Regions from separate parts of the Homo sapiens genome. Here regions 2 and 3 are each linked to region 1. The links are chromatin loops, found by intact Hi-C in ENCODE. Cell type or tissue: endothelial cell of umbilical vein. All regions are shown on one strand. Links, peaks and the distances in the headings refer to the core of each region. The heading gives the core; the rest is flanking DNA. Region 1 has its middle 30 kb from the start of CTPS1. Region 2 overlaps LOC105378676 (a long non-coding RNA gene). Region 3 has its middle 14 kb from the start of CITED4.

Region 1 (10,792 bases), core at 3,136-8,135:
AGCCGAGATTGTGCCATTGCACTCCAGCCTGGGCAACAAGAGCAAAACTCCATCTCAAAACAAACAAACAAACAAACAAAAAACTCCTGCTCATACCTTTTGTGTCCATTTTTCTTTCTTACTGAATTGTAGAAGTTTTTTGTTTTTTTTTTTTAAGGGGCTTGCTCTATCCCCTAGACTAGAGTGCAGTGGTATGATCATGGCTCACTGTAGCCTCGACCTCCCTGGGCTCAGGAGATCCTCCCACCTCAGCCTCCTGAGTAGCTGGGACCACAGGCAGTCCACCTATATTTTCTACTAATAGTTTTAAAGTTTTATTTTTTTAAATTTAAGTCCTTAAAACATCTAGTGCGGATCTTTGTTTATGTTGTGAAGTAATTTTTCCAGCTCTGTTTATTGGCCCATCCTCCCTTTCTTCGCTGTGATATGCCACTCCTGCCGCATATATATACCATATATATGTGGATCTGATTCTGGTCTCTCTACTCCTTCTCAGGGGTCAATGTGTCTGTCCCTATGTGGATACCGTACTGTCTTAATGGCTGTAGCTTCATCGTGGGTCCTGATTCCTGGCAGGGGTGATGAACCCTGCCCCACTCCACCCCCGCTACTCTGCCCAGTAACAGGGAGAAGCACCCTCTGCTGGCTCTGCTCCTTCCAAATAAGTGGCCTCAGGCATACTGTCTATTTCCCTTTTGAATCTTGGTATTCTTGTGCGTAAACCAGGGAGTAATGATTCTACCTCATAAGAATGTTCTGAGCATCCAATAAGACTGTACATAAATAAAGCTTCTGGCACAGCGCCTATTTGTTGGGCCTGAATGTTTGTGAAATGGGGTCCAGAGACGTTCAATGACGTGCTCAAGGTCACAGGACCAGACCCATAATATGCTGTCTTCTCACTGCTGAGCTTCAAAGACCATTTCCAGACAAGTTAGCCTTCTCAAGAGTCTTTCTTCCATTTTCTTCCCTTCCAGGAAAAAACAAAGGTAAGAAAGAAAGAAAGAAAGAAAGAAAGAAAGAAAGAAAGAAAGAAAGAAAGAAAGGAAGGAAGGAAGAAAGCAAGCAAAGCAAAGCAAAGCAAAGCAAAGCAAAGCAAAGCAAAGCAAAGCAAAGCAAAGAAAGAAAAGAATCCATTTCCAAAAGCTCACAGCATACCACAGTTCCCAATGACTGCATCTTTTTTGGCTTTTTCTTATCTAATGGGAACGGAATGAACTGGATCAGGGTTTCTCTAACAATGTTGGAGAGGAAGTCAGGTTTATTTAAAATTTAACTTCTTTTGGCTCTGTTACCACTGGCCTTGGCTGAGCCATGGCTCGAGGGCATCCGAAAGCAATGAGATCCGGGCATGGTTTCCAGGAGAGTCCCTGGGAGCAAGTTCAGTGTCCCTGAACTTGTCATCATGAAAATTGCAGTGGCCTTGAGGGTTAATCACTGAAGTTAGCATGTAAAGCTGGGTCTGCATCTGTGTTGTTCCCTCTGTCTCTCCTGATCCCACACAGCCAAGACACAGAGCAGGTGCGCAGTGTGGAATAAACAAAGGAAAGTGGGCGGAAAGATTTACAGTCACCTTGAGGAGACTGTTTGGCCTCATTGTAGAGACATTAACAGAGCCAAAGAAAGGGTGTGCAGCTTCTCAGGAGATTTGTTGCTATTATAGTGAGAAAGGTTTGGAAAAGATTATGAGCATGTTCAAAGTTACGATAATTAAAGCGTGTTAGCTCAGAAACTGAAGACAAAGAAGTAAAGTGGAATTGAATTCACAAATAGACCTAAACACATAAGAAAATCTGGTGTATGATAAGGGTGGCATTTCACATATGTAAGGGGAAACTACATGTTGATGAGCCATCTGGAAAAAAACCAAACTGAATCTCTAACTTACTGCATGCACTGAAATAAATTCCAGATGGATTAAGTATGCATTGGTAAAAAACAAAACCATAAACATGCTAGAAGAAAATATCAGAGAATGTTTTCCTAATCATGGAGTGGAGAAAATCTTTCTAAAATATGACACAAATCCCAGAAGTTATCAAGGAAAAGATGGACAGATCTTACTACATAAATATTTTTAAACTTCTGTAGGGGGAAAAAACATATGCAAGGCAAATGACAAACACTAAATTATAAAAAATACTGATTTGCTTTCCACATGGCAGATGAGAGCTAATAACCTGATATGCAAAGACCTCCTACAAATCAACTTAAAAAAAAAAAGTACAGGCTGGGTGCAGTTGCTGACGCTTGTAATCCCAGCACTTTGGGAGGCCAAGGTGGGCAGATCACAAGGTCAGGAGTTTGAGACCAGCCTGGCCAACATGGTGAAACCCCATCTCTACTGAAGTTACAAAAAATGAGCCCAGTGTAGTGGCACACACCTGTGACCCCAGCTACTTGGATGGGTGAGGCAGGAGAATCACTTGAACCTGGGAGGTGGAGGTTGCAGTGAGCCGAGATCACGCCATTGTACTATAGCCTGGGCAACAGGGTGAGACTCTGCCTCAAAAAAAAGAAAATTAATTAATTATTTTAAAATATTTAAAAAGTACAAAGGAAGGAAGAAAACCATGAGTAAGAAAAATATAATCAGGCGTGGTGGCTCACACCTGTAATCCCAACACTTACAGAGGCCTAGGCGGGTGGTTCAGTTGAGGTCAGTAGTTTAAGACCAGCCTAGGTAACATGGTAAAACCCTGTCTCTACCAAAAATACAAAAATTAGCCAGGCATGGTGGTGGGTGCCTGTAGTCCCAGCTACTTGGGAGGCTGAGGCAGGGGAATCACTTGACCCTGGGAGGAGGAAGTTGCAGTAAGCCAAGATCACACCACTGCACTCCAGCCTGGACAACAGAGTGAGACTCTGTCTCAAAAAAAGAAAAGAAAAGAAAAATAGACAAACGACATGGGAAAATACACTTTATAGAAGATGACATTCAAATGGCCAATCAACTCAGGAAGAGATGTTTGACTCCACAGAAATCCAAATGAAAACAACAATGGGATAATATATTTCATGTATCAGACTGCAAAAATTAAAAGGCACCCAGTGTTGGGGAGCGTGTCAGTTGGTATCTCATCACTCCTGGGGCAAATGCAAATTGCAATATTATTTTTGGAAAGAAATTCATCTATTTCATCAGAACTTTATATTTATGTGCCCTTTGATCAAATCCATTCCACCTTTGAGAATTTATTTTATTGAAATAATGGCAAAAGTGAGCAAAGAGAAATATATAGTGGTTCTTTGCAGCATTGTTTATAATAACAAAAGACAGGAATTGCATGAGTATCACCAGAGAATTGGGTACCTCATGGTGTGTCCATACTATACAGCTGATAAAAAGAATGAGGGAGATCCATCTACACCTGCCAACATGGAAATTAGTTCTCCGTTTGGAAGACAAAGCAATTTGAATAACAGGTATATTGTATATCTATAAGATATATTATTATATAGATAACATGTTATAACAGGTATTTTTATATGTTTAATATTATATATAGATATATATATATATATACTTTTTTTTTGAGACAGAGTCTTGCTCTAACCTTCAGGGTGGAGTGTAGGGGTGCGATCTCAGCTCACTGCAACCTCCATCTCCTGGGTTCAAGCAATTCTCATGCCTCAGGCTCCCAAGTAGCTGGGATTACAGGCGCGTGTCATCACACCCAGCTAATATTTTGTAATTTTAGTAGAGACAGGGTTTGACGGAGTTTCACCATGTTGGCTAGGCTGGTCTCAAACTCCTGACCTCAGGTGATCCACCCTCCTCAGCCTCCCAAAGTGCTGGGATTACAGGTGTGAGCCACCACGACCGGCCTAATATTTTATTATATTTTTATTTATATTTTGAAAATGATCTCTTGGCCAGGCGCAATGGCTCATGCCTGTAATCCCAGCACTTTGGGAGGCCAAGGTGGGTGGATTACCTGAGGTCACGAGTTCTAAGACCAGCCTGGCCAACATGGCAAAACCCCGTCTCTATTAAAAATACAAAAATTAGCTGCGCATGGTGGCACGTGCCTGTAATCCCAGCTAGTCGGGAGGCTGAGGCATGAGAATGGCTTGAACCAGGGAGACGGAGGTTGCAGTGAGCCGAGATCACGTCATTGGAGTCCAGCCTGGGAGACAAGAGTGAAACTCCGTCTCAAAAAATAAAAAAATAAAAAAGAAAGACAATAATCTCTCTAGCTCTTTCCACATATATTTGATTATAAAAACACATACACATATGTAGCTATATGATTATAATATCTATTATGTATACCTGGAAATTAACATACTAAAGTGTTAACAGTGAGACAGATTGAAGGCAAAGATTGAAATTCATTTTATTTCTCTATCACTGAAATTTTTTTCATTGAGCACATTACTACTTTTGTAACAATGTTAAAAATCATCTTTATTAAAAATTATTTTAAGGTCAAGGCAGATGGATCACTTGAGGTCAGGAGTTTGAGACCAGTCTGGCCAACATGGTGAAACCCCATTTCTACTAAAAATACAAAAATTAGCTAGGCATGGTTGCGCACACCTGTAATCCCAGCTACTCGGGAGGCTGAAGCAGAATTGCTTGAACCCGGGAGGCAGAAGTTGCAGTGGACCGAGCTCCCACCACTGCACTCCAGCCTGGGCAGTAGAGCAAGTCTTCGTGTCAAAAAAAAAAAAAAAATTATTTTAACTGATGTTATGGTTACTAAAAGTCGGCCTGGAAGGACAGATGACTCCCAGACTGCTAACAAATAGGGTTTTCTCCCGGACAGCGTTTCCCTCCCCCGGCTATTAGAGGTTTCCCACCAAGACTCCTGGCTTCCTTTTCAGAGCCAAGAGAGCCAAAGGGGCCCTTGTGTTGCCCAGGGCTCACTGGGGCATAGTAAACATGCCCTAAATACAGTGCAGTCCCACCCTTAACAGTAAAGCTACCCTATCCAGCAGCCCTTTCGCAGAGTGCGGGAATAGCAGCCTCCCCTTCCCACCCCATACTGTGAGCTTCCCTAGGGCAGACACCAGGGCTAACTGTTGTCTGTATTCCTAGCAGCCAGCACAGATAATATTACTCGAACTAATTTATTAACACAAACACAGACTAACACAACTCGCCCACCAGGCAGATGGCGAAGCCTGGCTATAAAACTGGCACAAGGAAGAGAGAAAATTGATTAGCAATGAGTCATGAATGGCAGGAAAGCATGAAGGAGAAAAGGCAGATACACGAAGTCTGTCTACCAGCTGGTCCTTTTTTAAAAAGGGAGGAGGCAGACAGTGCCCCCTACAGGGCTAATGGAAATGGCATCTGCCCTTTTTAGGAAGAAGGGCAGAGGTAGGTAGGGTTGGAGGGGTGGGGAGGTGGGTGCGGGCTATGCTGTATTCTATCCTGCAATGCCAGTGAGTGAGACTGTAGATCATGTTGCCACTAATGACATCTGGTGGAAACGGCATTTGTGGTGGAGATAACTTAATAACATAGCATGTGCGGCACTGTGCTACAGCCCACAAGAAATGGAAAGAATGGCAAGAAGTACTTGTTTGTCCCTGTGTCCCCAGCACCAGGGGCCTGGCACAGAGCAGGGGCTCACTAGAAGCTTGAGAAGGAAGGAAGCCAGGGAGTGAGGTAAGGAGGGAGGGCAAAGGGAGGAGATAGGGAAAATGACGCAAGGACCAAGGAGCTCTTTCCTTTAATTTATTTTATTTTATTTTTTCTTTTCTTTTCTTTTCTTTTCTTTTTTTTTTTTGAGACAGGGTATTGCTCTGTCACCTAGGCTGGAGTGTACCAGTGCAATCACGGCTCATAGCAGCCTCTACCTCCTGGGTTCAAGCTATCCTCCTGCCCCAGCCTCCCAAGTAGCTAGAACTACAGGTGTGTGCTGCCACACCCAGCTAATTTTTAAAAAATATTTTGTAGAACCATGGAATACTATGCAGCCATAAAAAAGAATGAGATCAGCTGGGCATGGTGGCTCATGTCTGCACTTACTCCCAGCACTTTGGGAGGCCGAGGCAGGCGAATCATGAGATCAGGAGTTCAAGACCAGCCTACCCAATATGGTGAAACCCCGTCACTACTAAAAATACAAACAATTAGCTGGGCGTAGTGGTGGGCACCTGTAATCCCAGCTACTCGGGAGGCTGAGGCAGGAGAATCACTTGAACCTGGGAGGCAGAGGTTGCAGTGAGCTGAGATCGCGCCACTGCACTCCAGCCTGGGCGACAAAGTGAGACTGCATCTCAAAAAAAAAAAAAAAAAAAAAGAGAGATCATGTCCTTTGCAGGGACATGGATGGAGCTCAAAGCCATTATCCTCAGCAAACTAATGCAGAAACAGCAAACCAAATACTGCATGTTCTCACTTACAAGTGGGAACTGCATTATGTTAACACATGGACACATATGGGGGGGCAACAACACACACTAGGACCTGTCGGAGGGTGGGAGGTGGGAGAAGGGAGAGCATCAGGAAGAAAAGCTAATGGATGCTGGACTTAATACCTGAGTGATGGGATGATCTGTGCAGGAAACCACCATGGCACACGTTTACCTATGTAACAAACCTGCACATGCTGCACCTGTATCCCTGAACTTAAAATAAATGTTGGAAATTTAAAAAAAAAAGAAAAGAAAAGAAAAAAATCTTTTGTAGAAACAGGGTCTCACTATGTTGCTCAGGCTGGTCTTCAACTCCTGAGCTCAAGCAATCCTCTCGTCTTGGTCTCCCAAAGTGCTGGAATTACAGGCGTGAGCCACTGTGCCTGGCTGAGGAAGGTCTTTTCTAGTTTTATGACATGAGGGGATCCTTTGAGGGGGTTCCTGGAAGGCTGCCTCGACTTCACTGCCCCTCCTTGGGCTTCCACGTTCTTATCTGTATATTGAGTATGGCAGGGGGAGAGATAAAAGGCTGGACTAGCTTAGTGATTCTCACCCGGAGTCCCAGAACCCTAGGGAACTCTCAAGATAGAATGGGTACCATGAGCTATATTAGGACTTCTAAATGCATAACAAGAATGCGTAAGCATTTGCTCAGGATGAAACTGTATGTGCTGATGGGCCAGGTATCTTTCTTTCAGGCTGGAACTCCATCACTCCCAAGGAACAGGGAAACGTTTGAATCAAGTCCACTCTACAGGAAGATAGGCCAGGGTTAGACCACAGTCAGTGATGTGCCTTTGAGCAAGTGACTGAGTCTCTTTTGGGTGTCAGTTTCCTCCTAAGTAAAATGGGAGTGATAAGACCCCACTCAGAGGTTTCTAGTGGCGATTGAATGAGCTAGCACATGTAAAGCACTTGGCACGTAGGCTGGCCCAGAGTCAGCCCTCTGCAAATGGTAGTTGCTATAATGATTAATGCAGAATAGGGAGTCTGAACATCTCATGCTAATCAAAAACTCTGATAGGAGCTATATATATATAGATAGATAGATTCATAATAGTAGGAAATAAATGAAGATTAATTATTTAAGGCAGCTTGTTTGGAAGACGATGTCTTTTTTCAAATAGGGATGGAGTCTCCCTTTGTTGCCCAGGCTGCAGCCTCGACCTCCTGAGCTCAAGCAATCCTCCCACCTCACCTGAGTATCTGGAGTACAGGTGCAAGCCACCACGCCCAGCTAATTTTTTTTTTAATTTTTGTTTTTTATAGAGACAGGGTCTCACTAGATTGCCCAGGATAACAACGTCTTTTAAAACATGAAACCTCTTGGATAGGAGAGTATTTAAGGTCAACTAAAAACAATAAAAAAAAAATTTAAAGAGAAGAAAACATGAGACCATACTTAGAAGTCACAAGAGCGAACTTCGTGGGACAAAGGCTGAGCCCTTGTGTCAGGTCCCTTCGAGCTGGAGTTCAATAAGAGACTAAGCTCTCCTACTTCTGGGTCTTGGCACAGTTCTCTCTTTTTGAACTGACTGATTAACTGATTGAGACAGGATCTCACTCTGTTAGCCCAGGTTGGAGTGCAGTGGCGAGAATATGATTCACTGTAGCCTCAACTTCCTGAGCTCAAGCAATCCTCCCAACTTAGCCTCCAGAGTAGCTGGGACCACAGGCGCCAGCCACCATGCCAGGCTAATTAAAAAAAAAATTTGTTTTTTAAGAGTCAGGGACTTGCCATGTTGCCCAGTCTGGTCTCAAACTTCTGGGTTCAAGCCATCCTCCCACCTTGGCCTTCCAAAGTGCTGGGATTACAGGTGTGAGCCACTGCACCCAGCCTGTTCTGTCTTTTTGGAATGACTTTCTCTCCCTTTTTTATCTAGTTGACTCCTAGACACTGCCTCCAGGAAGCCTTCTATGCTTGGCCCTTGGCTCCCTTGAGTCAGTGCCTTTCCGCAGCTTGCTGGATCAGTCCTTTGAAGGAACTTGCTATAGTGTGCAGTGTTTTCTTAGACCAGCAACTCTCACCCTTGACACCATCAGAATCACCAGAGGGGCTTGTTAGAACAGAGATTGCTGGCCACGGGCCCCAGAGTGTCTGATTCAGCAGGTCTGCAGTGGGTCCCGAGAATCTGTGCGTCTGCTCATTCACAGGAGATGCCAGGCCTCCTGACCCGGGGAACACACTTTGAGAACCGCTGGCTTAGACCACATGGTCTAGGACAGCAGGGATCTTGCCTATTTGTTCCCCCACTGCACCTCCAGCAGCACCTCACAGTCTCAGCCATTACATGGAAAGACAAAGTCAAATAACAAGACGTAATGTAGAAGATTTCCCAAGGCCTGTGTGCTGAGCACACAGGTCGGGCCCCGGCTGGAGGTGCGAACTGTCTCCGAGAGCGCCAGGTGAGTGCCCAGCGGGAGCAGAACGGGAATGGCAGGAGGCCCGTGCTCTGGGTCAGAGCGCCCTCTGGTGCCAACATCTCAGCTCTGCACCTGGAGCTGAAATTAGGTGACATCAAGGCAGACCCCAACCGACCTCCCAGCCCCTGGTTTTCCCCTCTCAGCCTCGTCCATGTCACCACCAGGAGTAACTTGCTAAAATCCAGCTCTGACCCTACTCGCCTTTGCCCTTCTCCCAGCTTAAGCCCCGCACTTGGCTCTCCACTGCCTTCTGGACAAACCTCAGCATTCAAGGTCCTTGGCTGTCCTCTGGTGACTCTGTTGCTTTCTGTCCTTCAGTATCCTGTGGCTCTCCTCAGGCACTCTTTAATTTGTCCACACCAGGCAGGTCATGGACTTTATGCCTTCTTACAAGCTATTCCTAACAGGACTGCAACCCCACCTTCTCCTCCAGAGAAACTGATCCTTTTTAATGTCAAATGTGGCCTCTTCTGTGAAGCCTTCCTGGATTCTCCCAGGCAGAAGCGATTGTTTCTTCCATTGTGTCTGTATAGCCTAGTGCACAGGCCACTGCGGAGTGGGGTCTGGGTCCTCCTTGAGACCATGAGCTCCTTCGGGCTCCTGACTCAGCTTTGGTGTATCAATAAATGCTGGAATCTACAAAGCTGTTTTCCCTCTTCAAAGCTAAAACCCACTGTCTACTACCTAAGTCTGCATAGATCCTTAGATATTCAATCATTTATTCAACCAGCAAATATACTTGAGGCCTTTCTTCTTCTTCTTCTTTTTTTTTTTTGAGACGGAGTCTCGCTCTGTCGCCCAGGCTGGAGTGCAATGGCGCTATCTCGGCTCACTGCAAGCTCCGCCTCCTGGGTTCATGCCATTCTCCTGCCTCAGCCTCCCCAGCAGCTGGGACTACAGGCACCCACCACCACGCCCGGCTAATTTTTTTTTTTTTTTTGTATTTTTAGTAGAGACGGGGTTTCACCGTGTTAGCCAGGATGGTCTCGATCTCCTGACCTCGTGATCCACCTGCCTCGGCCTCCCAAAGTGCTGGGATTACAGGCGTGAGCCACCGCGCCCAGCCTCTTCTTTTTTTTTTTTTTTTTGATGGAGTTTCAAGCCCAGGCTGGAGTGCAATTGCATGATCTCAGCTCACTGCAACCTCTGCCTCCAGGGTTCAAGCGATTCTCCTGCCTCAGCCTCCCGAGTAGCTGGGATTACAGGCATGTGCCACCATGCCTGGCTAATTTTGTATTTTTAATAGAGACGGGGTTTCTCTATGTTGGTCAGGCTGGTCTCGAACTCCTGACCTCAGGTGATCCGTCTACCTCGGCCTCCCAAAGTGCTGGGATTATACGCATGAGCCACCACACCCGGACAAGGCCTTTCTTCTGGCAGGCATTAATCAATTCCAGTGCAGGGGATACAGAGGAGAATAAAACAAGACGAAGTTCCTGGCCTCTGAGCTTATATTATGGTAGGAGAGAATGACAATAAACAAAATACTGTGTATTAAATACTGTTAAGCCAAGCTGTGCTAAATTGCATAGAGAAATTAAGCAGGGTAAAGGATAGAAGTTGATGGAGTGGTTCTATTTCAGGCAGTGTGGTTAAGAAAATACTCACTGATGGCCGGGCGCAGTGGCTCACACCTGTTATCCCAGCACTCTGGGAGGCCGACGCGGGTGGATCATGAGGTCAAGAGTTCGAGACCAGCCTGGGCAACATGGTGAAACCCTTTCTCTACTAAAAATACACAAATAAGCTGGGCATGGTGGCACACACCTGTAATCCCAGCTACTCAGGAGGCTGAGGCAGGAGAATCACATGAATCCCGGAGGTGGAGGTTGCAGTGAACCAAGATAGGGTCACTGCAATCTAGCCTGGGCGACAAATCGAGACTCGTCTAAAAAAAAAAAGGAAAAAAGAAAATACTCACTGATAAGGTGGCATTTGAGCAAAGACACAAACAAAGTGCAGATGTGAACCGTGCATGTGTCTGGGGGGAGGTATT
Region 2 (10,792 bases), core at 2,712-7,711, 99 kb before region 1:
TGGACTGGAAGGTCTAAACAACAGAAGTGCATGATCACACAGTCAAAGTTCTGGAGGCTGGAAATTCAAGACCAAGTTATCAGCAGGGTTGGTTTCATTCTGAGGCCTCTCTCCTATGATTGTAGAGGCTGCCTTCTTCTGGTATCTTTGCATGATTATCTCTTGTTCTCTATGTACACAGGTCTGAGGTCTCTCTCTGTGTCCTAATAATCTCCTCTTCCTCTTCCTCCTCCTCCTCCTCCTCTTCTTCTTTGTGTTCCTAGTTTTCTTTTTCTTTTCTTTTTTCAAGTTTTATTTTAGGTTTGGGGACACATGTGCTGGTTTGTTACTAAGGTATATTGCATGATGTGCATGATGCTGAGGTTTGGGATACGACAGAACCTATCACCCAGGTAGGGAGCACAGTACCCAACAGGTCATTTTTCAACCCTTGATCCCCTCCCTCCCTCTCCCTTCTTGTGGTCTGCAGTGTCAATTGTTGCCATCTTTATGTCCATGTGTAACTAATGTTTAGTTCCCATTTATAAGTGAGAACATGCAGTATTTGGCTTTCTGTTTCTGCATTAGTTTGCTTAGGATAATAACCTCCAGCTGCTCAAGTTGCTGCAAAGGACATGATTTCCTTCTTTTTATGGCTGCATAGTATTCCATGGTATATACGCACCACATTTTCTTTATCCAGTCCACCATTGATGGATACCTAGGTTGATTCCATGTCTTTGCTATTGTGAAGAGTGCTACAATGAACATACAGTTGCATGTGTTTTTTTGGTAGAATGATTTATTTTCCTTTGGGTATATATCTAGTCATGAGATTGCTGAGTGGAATGGTAGTTTTATATTTAGTTCTCTGAGAACTCTCCAAATTGCTTAACTAATTTACATTCTCACCAAGAATGTATAATCATTCCCTTTCCTCTGTAACCCCGCCAACATCTGTTATTTTTTGACTTTTTAATAATAGCCATTCTGACTAGTGTGAGATGATATCTCATTGTAGTTTACGTTTGCATTTCTCTGATGATTAGTGATGATTGATGCTGAACATTTTTTCATGTTTTTTGGCCACTTGTATATCTTCTTTTGAGAATTGTCTGTTCCTATCCTTTGCTCACTTTTTAATGGGGTTGGTTTTTGCTTGTTGATGTATTTATCGCCTCTTCTTATAAGGATACCAGTAATATTGGATTAGAGCTCACCCTAAAAAACCCATTTTAACTTGATTACCTCTTTAAAGGCCCTATCTCCAAATGCAGTCACATTTTGAGGAACTGAGGGTTAGAACTTCAGCATATGAATTTTGGAGGGATGCAATTCAGCCAATGACACCTGCAACAGGGATTTCACCCACCAACCTGACGCATTTTCTGCTGTAAATGCACAGGATCTGAGAATCACTCGGGTTTGCCCCATCCCAACTGGCAGAGCTGAACAGAGCTATAGACATCATGGAACCAAGTGATTTGAAAACCCTTTTTTGAAGGCCCAGGAACCTTTGCTACAGCATAACCTATTTGGAATCCTAATATACAAAATATAATCAGTGCAATAAAAAATGGGAACCTCCCAGAGGTGGCCTCAATTCTCCCCTTACATACACATTGAGCATGTGCCTAGCATTTTGCTGCAGGCAAAATAGATCTGTCTCTGTGATGTATCCTTTATGTAACTATTGTAGTCGATTGTATTCTTTGTCTGAAAGTCTTCCTTCCTTCCTTGCCATTGCCATGGTTACCCTTGCATGGTGTGTACTTGCCTATCTGTCTTACAGCAGGTTTCCTGGAAACCAATTCCGAGACAGAGAGTGGTGTGCAGAAGGTTTTTAGGGGAGTGTGCTCAGGAGATTCATCTATAAGGAAGGTAGGAGGTAGGATTAGACAGAAGGAGAGGTTGATCTACTATGCGATAGCAACTGAGGTAGCTGCTGATCCTCAGGAGCCCTAGAGCTCATCTATCCCCGAAGAGTTGTGCTAAACTGAAGGAAGAAGGCAGGCCTTTGTTTTCCTTCAAAGGAAACCATCAGCCAATCATTAGCCAATCATGGCCATGACTGTGGGTGAGGCAGTTCCCTGTGGCCAAGGGCAATTCCCAATGAGTGACACAGTTGTGAGCCAGCAGAAGATTCCCAGCAGGCTCTGAAGGGTGGATCTGGGTGGAACCCCATAGCATCCACTCTACCAACCCCCTGACTTTGGGCTTGGCCATGGGATTTATTTTGGCCAATCGAAGGCAGGTAGGAAGGACAGTATGCTTTTTTTCAAGCGGAAGCCATACAGTCATGGCAAAGTTCTTCCACCTCGAGAGCCTCGGATAGCCGTTGTTTCTTCATCCTGGGTCCGGATGCAGGCATGTGGAGCAGACCTGACCTAGACTGAATTCAAGAGTCCAGCCTGGCCCAGCCAGCATCAGCTGAACTGCAGTTGACTTGGAGACTTAGGAGTGTGAAATAATCATTGATTTTGTAGGACACTGAGATTGGGGGTTTGTTTTCTTCATGGCATTATCACGGCAAGACCTGGTTAAGACAGCTAGTAAGGTGGATTTTACTGGAAGCAATGTCATAGAAGACTTACATTATACATCACAGAGGATTTTAAAAATCCTCCTTCAACATCTTTGTTTTTGTCCCAAATGGCTTCTCTGGGCATGAGGCATATCCTCTTCTCTTTCTTTTTTTCCCAAACAGGCTCTAAAATGAGTGGGAGATGTGAAGGATTTCCTGGAAGAGGTGGGAAGACTGCTGTCAAACAGATACCCTGGCAGAAGGATCTGAGGCCTGAGACCCAAGCTGCCCCGCCTGCCCAGAACTCGGATGGGGTCTGCCCTTACTTCCCACTCGCCCCTGCCAGACTTCCCCTAAATCCTCTCCTGGACCCCACAATCTTGCTCCTTCCCCTGGTGTGACTTCAGCTCCTGGAGGACAAGAAACACATCTGTGGCCAGTTCACGGTGGCCCACACCTTTAAACCTCAACACTTTGGGAGGCCAAGGAGGGTGAATCACTTGATACCAGGAGTTCAAGGTTGTAGTGAGCTATGATCGCGCCACTGCACTCCAGCCTAGGTGACAGAGTGAGACCCTGTCTCTAAAAAAGAAAAGATATGCATCTGCTGGGGTCATCACTCTCCCCAAAGCAAGGCTGGGCACACAGGTGATTCGTATATGCTGGCTGGAAGGGAGGGAAGCAGAGCCACCTGGGATTGATCATCTCCCAGTGAGAATACACCCAGTCCCTGTTGTGTGTCCCCACGGCCACAAGGCGTCAGTAAAGACCTTGGCTTGGAGTTGTCTGGAGCCAGGAAAACAGACTGGACTTTGAGGGCAGGACACCTCACCTGAAGGTGCTTTAGTTAGGTTCAGCACATCTGAAAGAGAGAGAGAGAAATAGGGGTGGTAGAACTGAGCAGTTGACAGAAGGGGACTCCAGGACTTGTCTCAGAGAGTAAGGGGCTGTGTTCTCTGCCCTTCATTCACTTATTCTACAATTGTTTGTTCATTTCTAGTACATGCCAAGCACTATTTTAGGTGCCAAGGTCCTAGCAGCTCACTCACAAAGTCCCTGCTCACATAGAGTAGATAGTAGATTACTGTCTAGACAGAAAACAAACAAAAAAAACACGATAATTTCATGGGGTGATAAGTGCCGTGAAGAAAATAAAATGGAAATGGAATAGTGACTGTGTTGCAGGGGGCGTCTTTCAGAGAGATGGTCAGGGAAGCTCAAGGGGAATCCAAAGCCTTCATAAAAAGTCAGAGCTGCCAAGGCTCCCAAGGGACCACTGGTCCCATAGCCTCATTTTGCAGCTGGGAAAACTGAGGCCTAGTAAGCCAAGGCAGAGCCCAGAGCTGAGCCCGAGTCTCTCGACCTCCAGATGGCTGGATGGCTTCCTCCTCTCCTCCCCTCACATCCTTAACCTCCCCCATGTCATCTTAGGGGGAAGGAGCAGATACAGGGGTGCTCTCAGAACGTGGGCATTAAACAGGGACCAGGGGAGTGAAGGGCAGCAAACAATACGAAACCACACAACAATGGGAAAGAAGTTCCACGAAGTTCAGATTTTTCCCATGCTGCAATTCTGAGCCTTTTTTTTTTTTTCAAAAATATTATGCATCAAATTCTTCTTCTGAAGTTTGGTTTTGGTGCCTCTGCTTTGCCTGTTTGAGGGGTATGACTGTGGAGAGTCATATGGGAGCCTTGGTTCCCTCACCTGCAAAATCCGAACCCAACTTTCCTGACTCCAGCAGTACTGTTGTGTGCAGCCTTTGTAAAGACCACAGGCACCCCCTCCCCATGGCTGTGCGGGTCTGGTCCCTTCCCTCTGCTTCTGAGCCCATCCCCGCTTGCCCACCCCAGCCCTGAGTCTGTCCACAGGAACATCCGACACAAGCGCACTTTGTTACAGACTCACTGTGACACCATGAGGTGGTTTTGGGTTTGTTCTCATGCCCGATTTGCCAACCAGGAAGCAGGCTTGCATGTGTGAGAGGGCTTGCTGAAGGTTGCACAGCCAGTAAGTGACAGAGCCAGGACTTGAACAGAAAGTTCCATTCAGTTTTCTCTACTCAAGGCTTCCATCCAAAATGACAACAACAGCAACAACCACCACCCAACGCTTTGGTGTTTGGGGATCTAAGCTTCATTTCTCTGAAAATGCACTGATGTGCAATGTGGATTTCGTGTTGGTCGAGGTGTCCAGGTGGTGTCACTTGGTGTGGTGCTGCCACCTGCCGAGAAAAGATGGGTGTTGCATCCCATCTCAAGCAGGCGCCGTCCAGGCCGAACCCAACTGTAGAGGCCTTTTCAATGCTTTTAAGTCCACTAAAAAGCGCAGCAAAGAAGCCCCAGACATGGGTCACTTGACCCATGGAAACACTGAGGTCCAAAAAGATCCTTTAAACAATTCATCTACCTTTGTTGACCTGACTTCCTCTTTTCCCATTTCCCACTGACCATGGCATCCTGTCTCCTGCCTCTCCACTCCCCTGGAATTGCTCTGGCAAAGTCATTTTGACTTTCTGATTGCCCAATTGAACAGCCTCTTTTTAGTCCTCACTTTACCTGACTTTTCAGCAGCATTAGGAACCCCTGACCACGCCCTCCTTTGGGAAACATCTCCCTGGGCTTTCAGGACACCTTTCTGCTGTTTCTCTCCCACTTCCCCAGCTGCTAATTCTCGGCCTCTATCCAAGGTTCTGTCCTTGGCCACATTCTTTTATCACTGGGCATCATCATTCCCAAGGCAACAATGGATGTGCTAATACCCCCCCAAACAAAGTTACTGTCAGTCCAGACCTAATTCCTGAGCTCCAGACCCATTTATCTGGCCCTCTTCCTCCTAGATGTCCACCTTGGATGGCCTGATGTGTCCATCCTAATCTATCCTGCTCCCTACAGCCTGCTCTTCCTGCTAGGATTCACCTCATGGAAGAGTCACTCTGTGCCCCAAGCCACACCCCTGGGAATCATTTTCCACTCCTTTCCTGTAGCCTCCACATCAGTGGGTCATTATCGTGACTGCAGGATCCATTCCCATCTTCTTCCCAGTAGCAGAACCTCTGAATTCTGCTTACACATATGGCCACCCAGAATAAAGACTACATTTCTGAGCCTCTTTTGTAGTTAGGGGCAGAAAACTTCCAGAAAGTTCACGACTCCTCTTTTCTCTTTTTTTCTGGCTGGAATGTTGATATGGTAGCTCGAGCAGCCTTTTTGGATCATGAGGTCTAACCCACAAATGACAAAGCAACAAGGTGGTGGGGCCTAGATGCTGACACTATGGATAACTACACCCATTCTGGACTACCTACCTGGTTCTTTTTATTTAAGCTACTGTTTTTCTGTCACTCAAAGCCACGTGCATAATCCTAAGTAATCGAGATAGAGTCATTCATTCTTCAAAAGAATATTCATGTATGCTAGACATTGCATTTCATGCTTTCTCAGCGCTCTCCATTTCTCCCACCTGCCCCTCTCAAATCCATTCTACTCACCACAGCCAGAGTGACCTTTCCAAAACACAAACCCAACTGTTTCCACTCGGCTCATGTCGTCTGTGACTCCCCATTACTAACAGAATCAAGTTCAAGCTCCTCAGCCTGCCACTAAGGGTCACCCCTCTTTGACCCTTGCCTACTCCGAGCACAACCCTTCCCCCGCTGACCATGCACCCTACACACTAACCACCCCGGACTTGTTGCCTTTCCTAGTAAAGTCTTATTCATTCATGTCACTCGGCATTTGCACACATTGTCACCTCCCTTGGAATTTCCTTCTTTCACGTGCTCATGTTCAAATTCTACCCCATCCTTCCCACTGTGTAAGTACCTAGTATGTGTTATGAACTGTGGTCAGTGTTTTCACAGCAGCAACTCATGGGTAAGGCCCCTTACTATCCTCATTTTACAGACAAGGAAACTGAGACTCAAAGAAGGGAAGTGAGTTGCCACAGATGAGTATTCATAGTGATGACTGCTACCAGGTCTACTAAATCTAAACAGTTCTTTTTTTTTTTCTTTGAGACAGAGTCTCGCTGTGTCACCCAGGTTGGAGTGCAGTGGTGCGATCTCGGCTCACTGCAACCTCTGCCTCCCGGGTTCAAGTGATTCTCGAGCCTCAGCCTCCCGAGTAACTGGGACTACGTGCCACCATTCCGGCTAATTTTTGTATTTCTAGTAGAGACAGGGTTTCACCATGTTGGCCAGGCTGGCCTCGAACTCCTGACCTTAGGTGATCTGCCTTCCTCGGCCTCCCAAAGTGCTGGGATTACAGGCGTGAGCCACTGTGCCCAGGCAACAATTCTCTTTATGTAGGACTCAGGCCTCTGATATCTTCCCCATCTGTACCAAGTACTCTGGGGCATAGGAGACTTGAGTTCTAATCTCAACTGAGCCACTTATTACTGTCACTTGGCTGTGGTGGAGGCTGCTGGTTGTCTACCAAAATCCATTTCCCCTCTTCCAGAGTAATTAAGTTACTGATGAACACATTGTCGCCAGCTAGAAACCGTATTTCCCAGCCTTCCTTACTGCAAAGTGTGCTCATGTAATTAAATTCTTGTCAAGAAAATCTGAAAAGTGACATGAGTCACTGGGCCTTAGAACACCAGGTGTGCTCACCTCCTCAGTCTCACCTTCCTGAGAGCCAGACACAAAGATGTCCATGACCCAGATTCCGCTCTGCAGAAAAAGATAGAAAAGGAAAGAAAGCCAACTTGGACTTTGAGGAGACATCTTGGCCCACGAGGTTGGAGTCATGAAAAGCAGAGCAACAGGAAGCAAGCAATCTGGGTCTGAATGACGGAGTGGAATCAGAAAGAAGTCTTTTCTGCTCTGCAAGCCACTTTAACATCTTTCTGGGCCAGGTACGGTGGCTCATGCCTGTAATCCCAGCACTTTGGGAGGCCCAGGCAGGGGGATCATTTGAGCCCAAGAGTTTGAGATCGGGCTGGGTAACATAGTGAGACTCCATCTTTACAAAAATTAAAAAATTAGCTGGATGGCGTGGCGTGCGCCTGTAGTCCCAGCTACTTGGGAACAGGAGGATTGCTTGAGCCCAAGGAATTCAAGGCTGCAGTGAGCTGTGATTGTGCCACTGCACTCCAGAGTGAGGCTCTGTCTCAAACAAAACAAAATGAAATCCACTTTTCTTGTTCTCTTTGTTGTAGCAGCTAACACTTAAATATTTCTTACTATGTGCGAGGCACCATCCCAATTATGTTAAATATTTTAACTCAATAAATTACTAGCTGTGTGGAAGCAGGCAAGTCATTTCGTCTCTGTAAGCCACAGTTCCCTCATCTCTCTATAACCTGGAATAATAATGCGCTAGCTTAGATGACAGCGAGTCAGGTGAGATATCATGAGTCAGTACTGAATGACCTAACAAGCAGACAGCTCATGTGTTTAAGGTACTAGCTGCAAATTTGAAAGACTTTGATGCGAAGAAGAAAAAGGGGAGGACGAGGAGGAGAAGAAGATAAAGTATTGCTATTGCAAAATAGCCATGGAAAGATTTGGGGCTTCCTTACACTGATTTTACAGCTAAGCAGTATTTTATTTTGAATCACATACAGGGGAACAAGAAAACTTACCCAAGCTACGTGGGCTATAAACGAGGGAGAGGTGGTTTCCCAAAGGAATTTTTGGGAAACCTTTTATCAGGAGAAGGGTGACTAAATCCTGGAAGGCATAAATAGCAGACGCCTACTTCTGCCCTTGGGTCTTTCTCCGCTGGCTGAAGAGCCCCGTCCTTCAGCCATTTGCGTGGGACATGGTTTGAAGTCCTCCCTGCCCACCCTGGACCCCTTCTCTGGACATACTCACAGCTATTGCTGACTCAGCACTGCTGTGCCAAGTTGGAAATAGCTATTGCTATTGGGAACTTACTGCATGCCAGGCACCGTGCTAAGTACATCAGCCAATAGCTCGTTTAATCCCATCTGTTGAGTGTGTAAGTATTGGAACATATTTTAGTTTAGAAACAAAAACAGAGGCTAACAGTGGTAAAGTGGCTTTGCCAAATGTCATGTATGTAGTTTGGAGCCAGATTCAAACCCAGAAGGGCCTGAAAGACTCAAGCTAGCAGCAGGGCCTGAGAGACAAGCCCAGGTCTGACGCCAAGTCTCTCAGGCCCTGCTGCTCGTCTGTCTGTGTTGCTGTCTCATTAGGGGCAGAAGCACCACTCCACAGACGTCTCTGAGGAGAGCCGGACCACCCCTGTCCTTCGTTTAAATCCAGAAGCTTGGCTGGGCGCAGTGGCTCCTGCCTGTAATCCTAGCACTTTGGGAGGCTGAGGCGAGCAGATCACTTGAGCCCAGGAGTTCGAAACCAGTCTGGGCAACATGGCACCCCGCCCCCCCGCCCCCGCCCCCCACTAAAATAGGGAGCTGAGCGCAGGACCCATTGAAGTCTGTGTGACACTCAAGATTCTAAGGCGTTGTTTTTTTTTTTTTTTTTGATACAGAGTTTCGCTCTTGTTGCCCAGTCTGGAGTGCAATGGCGCAATCGCGGCTCACTGCAACCTCTGCCTTCTGGGTTCAAGCGATTCTACTGCCTCAGCCTCCCGAGTAGCTGGGATTACAGGCGCCCGCCACCATGCCTGGCTAATTTTTATATTTTTAGTAGAGACGGGGTTTCACCACGCTGGCCAGGCTGGTCACGAACTCCTAACCTCAAGTAATCCATCCACCTCAGCCTCCCAAAGTTCTGGGATTACAGGTGTGAGCCACCGCACCTGTCTGGGGATTGTTCTCATTTGTAGAGTCACGGAGGGTAGATATCCACGAACATCAAGTCCAGGTATCTCCGTGAAGCAGAAGTGTGGCCAGGGATGGAGCAGGGAGTCCTCCACAGCCCATTAGAGGGTGGTCTCCAGCGGGGCTCATTTGTATGCCTCTTCCCACAGAGGAGCTCAGGCTTAGGGCTTTGCCATAAAACGGGCACATCAGACAGCAGACTGCCCTAGCCCAAGAAAGGGTGTGAGCCAATCGTTTTGTTTCAAACAAACACATGTTTTTGGTCAAAATAAATATACGCTTAAGACAAAATAATTTTCAAACAATGTAGAAAGCACAGAGTAAAAAGTCAGACCACCCCCACACAAGACTTTTCAAACACACACGATTCCATTATACTACACATACGTTACATACATATACATAATACACATCTCTTTTTTATATAAATAGGATTATAATATTTTATTTTATTTTATTATTTATTTATTTTTATTATTTTAAGACAGAGTTTCGCTCTTGTTGCCCAGGCTTGAGTGCAATGGTGCAATCTCAGCTCACTGCAACCTTTGCCTCCTGGGTTCAAGTGATTCTCCTGCCTCAGCCTCCCAAGTAGCTGGGATTACCGGCACCCACCACCACACCCAGTTAATTTTGTATTTTTAGTAAAGATGGGGTTTCACCACGTTGGCCAGGCTGGTCTCGAACTCCTGACCTCAAATGGTCCACCTGCCTCGACCTCCCAAAGTGCTGGGATTATAGGCATGAGCCACCACGCCCAGACTATTTTTATTTTTAAAAAATTATTTTGAAAATTTGTTTTGCCAACCTTAGAGTTAACTACACCTCATAAATAAAAAATGAAATTTTAAGTTTAAAATGTATTAAAATTTTCCTGGACTCAAGTGATCCTCCTGCCTCGGCCTCCCAAAGTGCTGGTATTCTAGGTGTGAGCCACCATGCCTGGCCCAGCACTTCCTAATGCCCTCTGAGCCACACAGGGGGCGATGGTGAGCCTTACAGTCTGGTGGAGAAAGACCCCTCAGCGACTCTGACACACAAGGTAATAGGCCTTTGGATGTGGAAAAGGCCCTATGGAGGGCATTTCAGGCTGAGGAAATGGCACAGGCAAAGGAACAGAGGCTTGGCGGCACGAGGAACATCGTGCATGAGGAGCCTGGGGTGGCTGGAGTTGAGGGTGGGAAGGCACTTGGAGGCTGGGTGGGGCAGGGCTCTGTCCTTCTCGTCCCTGTGGTCATATTTCCCAGCCACAGCTCCACCTGAGCAGCTCACGGGTCAGGCACTTAACATCACCTTGGTTCATTCTCACAAGAAGCTTATCGTGTCTCTATTTGACAGACGAGGGGACTGCACTCAGAGTAGCTTCCTTTATTTCTTCTATCCATCAGGGCACACTTTGGGCCCTGGGCCTTTACTCATGCCCAGTCCCCCAACCTGTGTGTCCTCCCCAAGCTGACCCACATCCCACTCTTTTATCAGCACCAGCCCTCAGGGCCGTCCAGACGCTGAGCTGCTCAGCAGTGCCTCCTTAGAGCCCT
Region 3 (10,792 bases), core at 2,119-7,118, 74 kb before region 1:
TGATCCTCCCACCTCAGGCTTCTGAGTAGCTGGGGCTACAGGCATGCACCACCATGCTTGGCTAATTCTTTTTTCTTTTTTGTAGAGACGTGGTCTTGCTATGTTGCCCAGACTGGTCTTGAACTCCTGGGCTCAAGTGATCCTCCCACCTTGGCTTCCCAAAGTTCTGGAATTATAGGCATGAGCCACTGCACCTGGCCTAGTCACAATTTAAAACAATTTTTTTTTTTTTCAATTTGAGACTGGTTGAATTCACAGATGTAAAACCCATAAATACTGGTCAACTGTATATTAATATAGTAACCTGTCTCCTTTCCATCCCCCAAATGGGCTTTACCTTGCTCTACTTTCTATTTCTTCTCAGCATTTATCATTGACTAACACACTAAGTAATTTTTTGTTTTGTTTTGTTTTGTTTTAGAGGCAGGGTCTCACTGTGTCAACCAGACTAGAGTGCAGTGGCACAATGCAATCTCCTGGGCTCCAGCAATCTTCCAGCCTCAGCCTCCCAAAGCACTAGGATTATAGGCGTGAGCCACCGTGCTTTGCCTCATTCCACATTTTAATACTTAGAGAACTTACAACTATATTTTATTGATTCTAAGACACAAAAATCTTTTTTCACACTAACTTTTCCAAAATAAAAATCTTTTAGGCCAGGCATGGTGGCTTATCCCTGTAATTCCAGTATTTTGGGAGGCCAAGGTGAGTGGATTGTTTTAGCTCAAAAGTTGGAGACCAGTCTAGGCAACATGGCAAAATGCTGTCTCTACAAAAAATTAAAAAATTAGCTGGGCATGGTGGCATCCGCCTGTAGTCCCAGCTACTTGGGAGGCTGAGGTGGGAGGATGGCCTGAGCCCAGGAGGTGGAGGTTGCAGTGAGATGAGATCGTGCCAGTGCACTCCAGCCTGGGCAACGCAGCCAGACCCTGTCTCAAAGGAGACAAGAATCTTTTAAAATTGATAACATTTCATATTAATGAGATACAGTATGAATCAGGCACTGGTCTAGGTGTCTAAATGAAACAGGCAAAGTTCCCTGCCCATGTGGAGCTGATATTCTGATGGTAGAGAGATAAATAATTAAACATAATAAATAAGTAAATTAGGCTGGGCCCGGTGAATCACACTTGTAATCCCAGTGCTTTGAGAGGCTGAGGCGGGAGGATTGCTTGTGCCCAGGAGGTTGAGGCTACGGTGAGCCATGATCATGCCACTGCACCCCAGACTGGGTGACAGAGCAAGACTCTGTCTCAGGGAAAAAAAAAAAAAGTAGAATGACAGATGCTGATTTTGTTTAGGGCATCAATTTGCCCAGCCAAAAATCAGACACATTCCTGGCCAATGAGGTCTGAGCAGAAAAGGCTGGGTGGGGCTTCCTGGAAAGCTCTTTGAAAACAAATGGGATTATCCAGAATAAGTAAACTCACAGAGACAGAATGCAGACTGGTGGTTACCAGGTGCTGGGAGGAAGGGAGAATGGGGAGCAACTGCTTAATGCATACAAGCGTTCCTTTACGGATGATAAAAAAATTTTGGAACTAGATAGAGTTGGTGGTTGCACACACATGGTGAATGTATTAAATGCCACCGAATTATTCATTTTTAAATGGCTAATTTTATATTACATAGATTTCCCCTCAATTGAAGGGAAAAACAGACGGTTTCAGCCAGCACTCACTTTCTATGCTTTGCCTTTCCTCTTTTTCTGACAGGGATGAGGATGTGATGCCTAGAAAGGCAGCAGCCATTTTTTCAGCGTAAGGACAGAATAATAGTAACAATAACAGCTAACACTTATAGAGCACTTAATATAGAGCCAGGTACTGTTTTAAGCTCTTTGCATACATCTGGTCATTTAATATTTACAACAATTCTATAAGGAAGATACTGTTATTCCCACATCATAAATGAGAAAACAGGTACGGAGAAGAAAAATCATGGTCCATGCTAAGGATGGCAGAGTGAAATCTAGTTGAAGCCTGAACCCTCCATGCGCCATGGAAACTCTGTAGCAGCCCTGGATTCCTACCTTGGTCTTCTTAAGTATTTGAAAAAAGCACTCCCTATTTAATTAAACCATTTTAGTTGGATTTGTGTTCCACACATCCTGAGATTCAAAGCCAGGTATGTCTGACATCAGTGCAAGTGTACCTAAGCACTCTGCTCTCCTAGCCTGCAAATAAGTGGTCAAGTGCTTTTCAGCCTCTCTGATCCCAATAGATGGTGGCCCTCTTGAAGGTGGAGGGGGGTCTTCCTCCACTGTGAAGTCCCATCATTGAGCACGGGTCCTGGTCCAGATGGAGCAGTGCAGTGTGGTGTTGGGATTAGCAGTTTGGACCCAGAGAAGGGGCTCAGAGTGCGGTGAGGGAGACATTCACTGGTGTAGAGCAGACATCAAAGATGAAGTGAGCCCAGAGGCAGGGGAACTTCACGATGGTCAGGATCTGGACAGATGAAGAAGGCAGGAAATGGGCTTTCTAAACAAACAGCACAGCTTTTGAGGGAAAGCACCATGATGTGAATGTACAGAGTGATGTTCAGGAAGTACCAGTAGCTGGGTGAGGCCGGAAAAATGGGTGCTGAGAGAGGGAGAGATCAGTCCTGAAGGGTGAAGACCCTTGAAAGTCAGGACTCAGAACATTGAAAATCATCTGTGCAGAGCTTTCTGTGTCATCTCACTGCAACAAGGAGAAATGGCAGGAGGTGTTTCTCCCATTTTACAGAAAGGAATTGATGTTCAGAGAGGCTTAGTTTGGCTAATGTTGCCTCGCTAGCAAGTGGCAAGAGTGGGACTTGAACTGGGGTCTTTTAACCTCATGCCCTACACTTGCCTGCTCAAGCAAGCGATTGTCAGCCTGCCTCTGTGGGTAGGGAGGGACAACGGAAGCATTCCAAGCGGGAAAGGGATGCTCCTTCTACGGAACTTTTGCCAGTGGAAAGTATGGAATGGATTTGAGGTGACTTGCTAGGGCATGGCAGTGAACCCATTCATTCATTCATTCATTCATTCATTTTTGGAAGCCCTGAGGCTGGAGGGCGGTGAGCTGAGCATTGACCATCAAGCAGGTAGGCACGGGTCAGATTGTTGGGGCACCAAGTCAAGAGTTTGGGTTGTGTCACGAATGGGATGGTAAGCCACTGGAGCCAGGAGGTCACCCTGCATGACCCCAAACCCTGTGACCCTGTGGAAGAGGGAGATTAGGAAAGGCAGGAGGGGCTCAACCAGCTGCAATGGAGTCACATGTAAAGGAGGCAGGGGCATTAAGTTCTAAAATCAGCAGGTAAGGCAAAAGTCATATGCAGTCCTTAAGAACTCAGTAAGGAGGCTGGGTGGTGCAGTGCCTCATGTCTATAATCCCAGCACTATGGGAGGCTGAGGTGGGTGGATCACTTGAGGTCAGGAGTTGGTGACCAGCCAGGCCAACATGGAGAAACCCCATTTCTACTAAAAATTAAAAAAAAAAAAAATAGCCAGGTGTAGTGGCATGTGCCTGTAGTCCCAGCTACTTGGGAGGCTGAGGCAGGAGAATTGCTTGAACCCAGGAGGTGGAGGCTGCAGTGAGCCAAGATCATGCCACTGGGTGACAGAGCAAGAGTCCGTCTCAAAAAAAAAAAATTCAGTAAGGAGCTTATTACATTTTTGTGAATTCAATCCTTATAGTAATAGGTATGTTTTTATATATGCTACATGGTAATATGCAGTATATGGAAAATGCATATATTTACACTATATACAAAGTGTATAATTTAATATTGCTTTTTTTTTTTTTTTTTGAGACAGGGTCTTGCTCTGTCACCCAGGCTGGAGTAATGGCACAGTCATATGCCAAGTGGAAAAATCATATGCCAATGGCACAAGTTGCAGCCTTGAACTTCTGGGCTCAAGCCATCCTCCTGCCTCAGCCTCTGGAGTACCTGGGACTACAGGCATGCGCCACCCACCACATCCAGCTTTTTTTTTTTTCCTTCCTTCCTTCTTTCCTTCCTTCCTTCCTTTCTTTTCTTTCTTTTCTTTCTTTTTCTTTTTCTTTTTTTTTGTAATAGAGATGAGGTCTTGCTATGTTGTCCAGGCTGATCTCAAATTCCCAAACTCAAGCAATTTTCCTGCCTCGGCCCTCTAATATTGCATTTAAACACATAAAAGAGAGAAAAATGAGTTGGCTTGTGCCTATAAAGTTGTTTGTGTGATTTATAATGTAAGTACACCGAGACTCCCCAGAATGGATGCTGTTGCTGCCCTGTCCAGATCCCCTTTCCCAGCTGCCATGATGTAGACTACTAACAGTCACAGCTGCCCGCTTCTTTTGAGAATTGTTCTCAGCCAAATAGAAGCTTCCCATCTCCCCCACCCTAGTCCTTGACAGTCCTGGGAAGAAACTAGTAAGGGGTATAAAAGGCTGGTCCTCTTGCCTCAATGTGAGACTGACTCTGTGGAGTAATTGGCTGGGACCTGTTCATCTTTCCTCCTTCCTTTCTCTCTCTCTCTTTTAAAAATTATTATTATTATTTTTAGATACAGGATCTCACTATATTGACCAGGCTGGTTTTGAACTCCTGACCTCAAGCAATCCTCCTGCTTCAGCCTCCCAAAGTGCTGGGATTACAGGTGTGAGCCACTGCATCTGGCCAGATGATGACCTTGACCTCTGATTGCTGCCACATAACTGGAACTCAGAGACCTTCTTGCACATCTGTGGAAAGGGGAGTTTGCTTTGAACTGCATTTCCTCACCAGCGTCACCCATTCCTTAAGAGTCAGGTTGATAAACGAGTCAATGCTGAGCCCAAACCAGGCAGGATTAATCATTTCCTCCTCCACATTGCTGCTGCTGCTGCTGCTGCATCCTGTGTCTGAGTCATTTCCTCATCTTTAATAGCTAACATGATGCCCAGTACAAAATAGGTATGGGGGAATATTTACTGAATGAATGTCATTGAATCTGACACCGTTGGATGTTGGATCCACTCAGTCCACTTGGCCACAGTTTAAGCAGCGTGAGGGTAGAGCCAAGTTTTTTTGTTTGTTTGTTTGTTTGTTTGTTTTTAGAGACACTATGCAAATAGGTAGAGCTAAGTTTTACTCTTTGGTGTGGGAAGGGCAGGATGGTGCAGTGCAAGAGCATGAGCTCTGCAGACACTCAGGAATCCTGTGCTTGAATTCCAACTCTGTGCCTCTGGGTCTTGAAATTTTAGGCAAATTATTTCTCTTGGAACCTGTTTCCTCATCTGTAAAATGGGGGTGATATCAACAAGAGTTATGTGCCAGGCAATTAGGAGGATTAAATGAGATAATGCAACTAAAATTTCCATCATTGGCCTAACACAAAGTAGGAGCTTGGTAAATATTAATTTTCTCTATTCTGGTATTCCCATAGGACCTGGAACATGGCAGACAGTCAGTAAGTGCTGGGTCACCTTCAGGCCACCCTGGACCATCCAGCTCTAGCTAAGCCATCAGCTGACTACAACTACATGAATGAACCCAGGAGATAAGAGCAGAAGAATCACCTAGCTGAGCCCAGCCAAACTGCAGCATATAGTATCATGAGCTAATAAACAATTCCTGCTTTAAGCCCTAAGCCCTAACAATTTGAAGTCCTTGTTACACAGCAAATACTGTTGCAAACAATGACGTTTTAAGAAGAGCTGGGATCGAGCTGGTATTTAGGAGCAACTGAAACCAGGACTCTCTTGTTCTGTCTCATGTCTTTCCTATTTTCTGCACGTTATCTTCCCTCTCTTTCATAGCACATTGATTTTCTTCATGGTGCAGAGAAAAAGGTTGAGTTTTATAGCTTGCATCTTCAAGATAATGGAGAAAAACTGATTCTGTTTTCTGCATCTCAGATCTAAAAATCCCTGGGAAAAGACTCATTGGCCCAGCTTAGGTCAAGCCTCCCCTTGGACCAATCAACTGGTAATGGAGTAGGGAGGGCACTCCATCACAACACACACGTTAGATGACATATGAGCAAAACTATCCCAGGCACTGTTTTAAGGCTTAACATGTGTTAACTGACTTCATCCTCATAATACAACAATCCCATCAGAGCTATTATTGTCTCTGTTTTGAAGTGAGGAAACTGAAAACAAGCCACAGAGAGGTGAAGTAACTTGCCCAAGACTACACAGCTAAAAAGAGGTGCAGCCAGGACTTACACCACAGCTATCTGACTCCAGAATCCACCCACTTAATGACCACAGTGGTCTGCCTCTCATATTGAGTTCCTGGGGGGTTCCAATAGATTGAGGGGTGGGCAGGATGGAGGCACTCCAAGGAAATATCTGGAATGCTAACTCAGAGAAGGTAAGCCTCTGGGGGCCCTTGATCTCACTGTCTTCAGGCCTCTAAATGACTCTCACTAGGCAATGGCAGTGGAAGGTTCTGGATCACCTCAGAAAACAAATCTAGGATCAGTGGGTGGACACCACTGGAAAGTGGGTTTCAATTCGATGGTAGGAATTTCTTCAGAGTCAGGGATATTAGTGCTCAAAGTCACACAACAAGCTGAACTGGGGTTTAAACTTATGCCTGAAGGAGTGCTGAGGCTTTGCTGTTAACCACTGTGCCCCATCTTCGTTTCCTTCTCAAAATGAGGAAAAGAATATTGGTGGAGGTGAGGCAGGGAGACACAGGGCCTACATCTACCCACATTTCATTAAAGGCCTGCTGTTTCCCAGCAGATGGAGGCTGCTTATGTGATCATCTCCAGTTACCCCGTGGGTTTGCCCCGCCCCCTTGGCTGGTGTGTAAATTCCCTGTGGGGAGAGTCATGTGCCCTCTTAAATGCCCAGTCTTATGCTGTCCTGGCTGGGGCCTGTGGGATGGGGGAGCTGGGAGGACGCTTCCTGTAGTTCCTCAGGTGCCTCCCAGCATGGCTTAGACTTTGGGGGCAGGGTTGGACCAGGCAGGAAGGGGCAGCTGGGGGTTTCCTCTGGGTGCGACAGCCTGGCTCTTGCTGGGCTGGAAGCCAAGCCTGGGAAGGAATTTCCCAGTCCTGTCTGAATTCTGTTTTCTCTTTTTATTTTATTTTTTTAGAGACAGAGTCTCCCTCTGTCACCCAGGCTGGAGTGCAGTGATGCGGTCATAGCTCACTATAACCTCAAACTTTTGGGCTCAAGTGACTCTCACCCCTTAGTCTCAAGAGTGGCTGGGACTACAGGAGAGTGCCCCCATGCCCTGCTAATTATTATTTTTATTTTTATATTTTTTGTAGTGACGAGGGTCTCACTTTGTTGCCCAGGCTAGACTCAAACTCCTGGCCTCAAGTGATCCCTCCACCATAGCTTCCCAAAACCCTGGGATTAGAGACAAACCTGAGCCACTGTGCCTGGCCTGAATTCTGTTTTCTTTGTGGAGGGAGGGAGAATAGTGTGAGAAGATGAATCCTGTTCCTCACCTCCCCAGCAACTAGCCTTAAGGTAGAAGAGGAGAATTGGGGTAGTCTTTATTTGGGAGGAGGAAGCAGCACTTTCTCATAAGGCATCAGGGTTTGGTGCTTCTCTGCTAGGAAAAGAATAATACTCTCACACCCCCAAAGCTAATAGGTGCCCAGGGAAGTCTTGGCTTAGTTGGGTGACCGTGCTGAGAAATAGAAATATAAATGTGGGCCAGACGCAGTGGCTCACGCTTGTAATCCTAGCACTTTCCGATGCCGAGGCAGGCGGATCTTAAGCCCAGGAGTTCGAGACCAGCCTGGACAATATAGCGAAACCCTATCTCTAGTAAAAAACCAAAACAAAACAAAAAAACAAAAATTAGCTGGGTGTGGTGGTACATGCCTGTAATCCCAGCTACTCAGGTCACTGAGGGATGAGAATCATTTGAACCTGGGAGGCGGAGGTTGCAGTGAGTCGAAAGTATACCATTGCACTCCAGCCTAGGCTGTGTCTCAGAAAGAAAGAAAGAAAGAGAGAGAGAGAGAGAGAAGGAAGGAAGGAAGAAAGAAAGAAAGAAAGAAAGGAAAGAAGGAAGGAAGGAAGGAAGGAAGAAAGAAAGAAAAAGAAAGAAAGAAAAAAGAAAAGAAGGAGGGAAAGGGAGGGAGGGAAGGAAGGAAGGAAGGAGAAAAAAATATAAATGTGAGTCATATATTAAATTGGGAATGTTCTAGTAGCCACACTTAAGAAAGTAAAGAGAAACAAGTGAAATAATTTTAATAAATTTTATTTAACCCAGTATGTCCAAAATAATATCATTGAAACCTGTAATTAATATAAAAATGATTAATGAGGGATTTCACAGTTTTTGTACTAGATCTTTGAAATTCAACGTGTATTTTTTACTTACATCACAATTTTTTTTTTTGAGATGGAGTTTCGCTCTTGTTGCCCTGGCTGGAGTGCAGTGGTGTGATCTTGGCTCACTACAACCTCCGCCTCCTGAGTTCAAGTGATTCTGCTGCCTCAGCCTCCCAAGTAGTGGGATTACCATGCCTGGCTAATTTTGTGTTTTTTAGTAGAGACGGGGTTTCACCGTGTTGGCCAGACTGGTCTCGAACTCCTGACCTCAGGTAATCTGTCCGCCTTGGCCTCCCAAAGTTCTGGAATTACAGGCATGTGTCACCGCACCCGGCCTTATACCACAGTTTTGATTAGCCACATACCAACGGCTCAGTAGCCACATGTGGCTCATGGCTATCATATTGGACAGAACCATTTCAGATCACAGATTCTGGAAATGAAGATCCAGAAATCTCAGCATTTCTGCATCCTAAGATTGCTTCTGGAAGGACTTTAAGGTCATCTGGTCAAGCCCCTCACACACAAGGAAATGACTTCTCGAGGAGACCCACTGCTCCTAGCAAAGTTGATGTCCTCACATGTGCATCCCAGTCTGGGAAACTCCCCCATTCCAGCAGCCTCCTGCCAATGGAGATGGGCTGCTCACAGCCAGCCTCAGGGCATAAAACAGGGGCAAGAGGTGAGGCAGGAAGACACTGGAAGGACGTAGAATGGACCCTACCCTGGCAGACTTCCTCTCCTCTGTCACCTTCTCCCTTTCTGGAGGGAATGTCACCGCCTGGGCACAGAGCGGGCAGGAATTCTTTTGTTAACTTCCCAAACTGGAACATAGACTCAGGCCCACCCCTTCCCTTCTGATTCTCCTTTCTCCATATTCATGGCTGCCAACAATGAGCTAGACCCTGCAAGCTACAAAGATAAGAGGCAGAGGCCCTGGGAAGGAGAAACTTTGCTCAGACTTCATGGGGGAAGGAACAGTTAATTCTGCCCGGGGACCCAGGGCAGGCCTCCCTGCTGGAGGAGGTGTCTGAACAAAAGGAGCAGTGGGGTGGGGAGGCTGGGGGTGGGGTGGGGGATGTTAGTGATGATGAGGGACAGCAGCTGAAGGGAAAGGGCATCCAGGAAGAGGGTGACAGTCCAAGAAAGGGGCAGTATGAGGGAGCTGGTCTCCTATTTTCTCAGGGGCCATGGCCACTGCTGCTCTTTCTCCTCCCAGAAGTTGCCTTGACTTCCCCTATAAGAAAGGGAAAGGAGATTCCTTTTTTTTTTTTTTTTTTTTAAAGAGACAAGGTGTCCCTTTGTTGTGCAGGCTGGTGTCAAACTCCTGGCTTCAAGAGATTCTCCTGCCTCTTCCTCCCAAATTGCTGGGACTACAGGCTTGAGCCACTGTACCTGGCCAGAGAGTCCGTTTAAGAAGAAAATCTGTCTGCTTCACCTGAGTTCCTAAAAAGACCAGCACATGGTGGATAGCCAATGAAGGCTTGTTAGTGAATAGAGGAGAGGGCAGAGAGCAGATGAAGGGTCTATTAGGCTGAGACTAGGCCAGCTGGGGCACAGAGTGCATGATAGGTGGAGGGGCAAGAAGGGGACTGGTGTGTTCTGAGCATCTGGTTTGTCTCCACATCTTCAGAATCTTATTCACTCCCCCAATAGTGAGAGGTAGGTGGTATTGCTCCCATTCTACAGAGGAGGAAAATGAGGTTCAGTGACCATCTGGGATTACGGCTCGTTCTGTCTGATTTCAAAAGCCCATCTTTCTAGGTGCTTTCTGGCATGTCCTCACCTGGTTATTGCCAAGAACTCAGCAGTGACCAAGTTCTTGGTAGGCACCCACGCCTTTGAATTCCTGGTGAAGTGGAGGGTTCCTGGAAAGGCCTTCGGAAACAGAAGGCCACTACCAGGCTTGGTGATCACCCAGCCACATTCCTCTCCACCCCCAGGTAAGGACAGGAGGCAGTTCTGAGAGGTAAAGCGGCTTGCTCACATGGGGAGTGGGTGGCTGGAGGTGGGATTGACCACCCTGCCCCTGGGCACTGACTCATGGCAGCTGCTGTGGGAAAGCCACTTCCAGCCTTGGCTTTCCCAGCCAGGCAATGGCCAGGATTGCTTTGCCGAATCTGCCTGGGCCTGGAGCCAGGGAACTGGGAAAAAGCTGAGCACAGCATATTGCCAGGGTACCTCACCCTCTCCCTGCTCCCAGTGACAACAGCTTGCATGGGGCATACCTCCCCGTGTGCAGGAGCCTTTCCAGTTTCCAGAGGGATCAGGCCAGGCCCGGGCCCTGATGCTCCTCAAATCCCCAGTACCCAGCACAGGCAGGGTGACCCACCATCCTGGTGTGCTGAGGACTGTCTTAGTTTCAGCATGTCCTGCATCTTGGGAACTCCTCAGTCCTGGGCAAACCTGGATGGTTGGTCTCCCTAGCCCTGCACCAAATTCATAGTTGGCACTGAAGAAATGTTCTAAGTAGGCCAGGTGTGGTGGCTCATGCCTGTAATCCCGGGACTTTGGGAGGCCGAGGTAGGAGGATTGCTTGAGCCCAGGAGTTT

Evidence for each region. A loop is a pair of places that touch in the nucleus more often than their neighbours do. Peaks named below come from ENCODE experiments on the same cell type or tissue, not always from the same donor. Only the 100,000 strongest peaks of a DNase experiment are listed, where the experiment ranks them.
Region 2: it touches region 1 in a loop (11-fold over the local background); 104 of 110 quality-filtered maps call a loop at or near these places.
Region 3: it touches region 1 in a loop (5-fold over the local background); 39 of 110 quality-filtered maps call a loop at or near these places.

The regions. Positions count from the first base shown.
Region 1 is chr1:40,943,828-40,954,619 of GRCh38, forward strand. No RefSeq gene overlaps it. Among named protein-coding and RNA genes, the nearest start is that of CTPS1, 30 kb to the right of the region's middle. RefSeq lists an enhancer at 1,004-1,503. In endothelial cell of umbilical vein, for the core only: a CTCF peak has its summit at 5,252 (motif pointing left); a DNase peak (open chromatin) is centred at 5,124; H3K27ac peaks cover 515 bases.
Region 2 is chr1:40,845,462-40,856,253 of GRCh38, forward strand. LOC105378676 (a long non-coding RNA gene) reads right to left here. Exons shown (of 3, transcript XR_947239.2): 2 at 3,336-3,365; 3 at 2,636-2,719. Among named protein-coding and RNA genes, the nearest start is that of CITED4, 12 kb to the right of the region's middle. RefSeq lists an enhancer at 6,538-6,627. In endothelial cell of umbilical vein, for the core only: CTCF peaks have their summits at 3,259 (motif pointing right) and 4,731 (motif pointing left); DNase peaks (open chromatin) are centred at 3,290 and 4,720.
Region 3 is chr1:40,871,090-40,881,881 of GRCh38, forward strand. No RefSeq gene overlaps it. Among named protein-coding and RNA genes, the nearest start is that of CITED4, 14 kb to the left of the region's middle. RefSeq lists enhancers at 4,234-5,433, 10,318-10,792 and a silencer at 5,382-5,553. In endothelial cell of umbilical vein, for the core only: no CTCF peak of the experiment used is centred there; DNase peaks (open chromatin) are centred at 4,802 and 6,842; H3K27ac peaks cover 3,316 bases.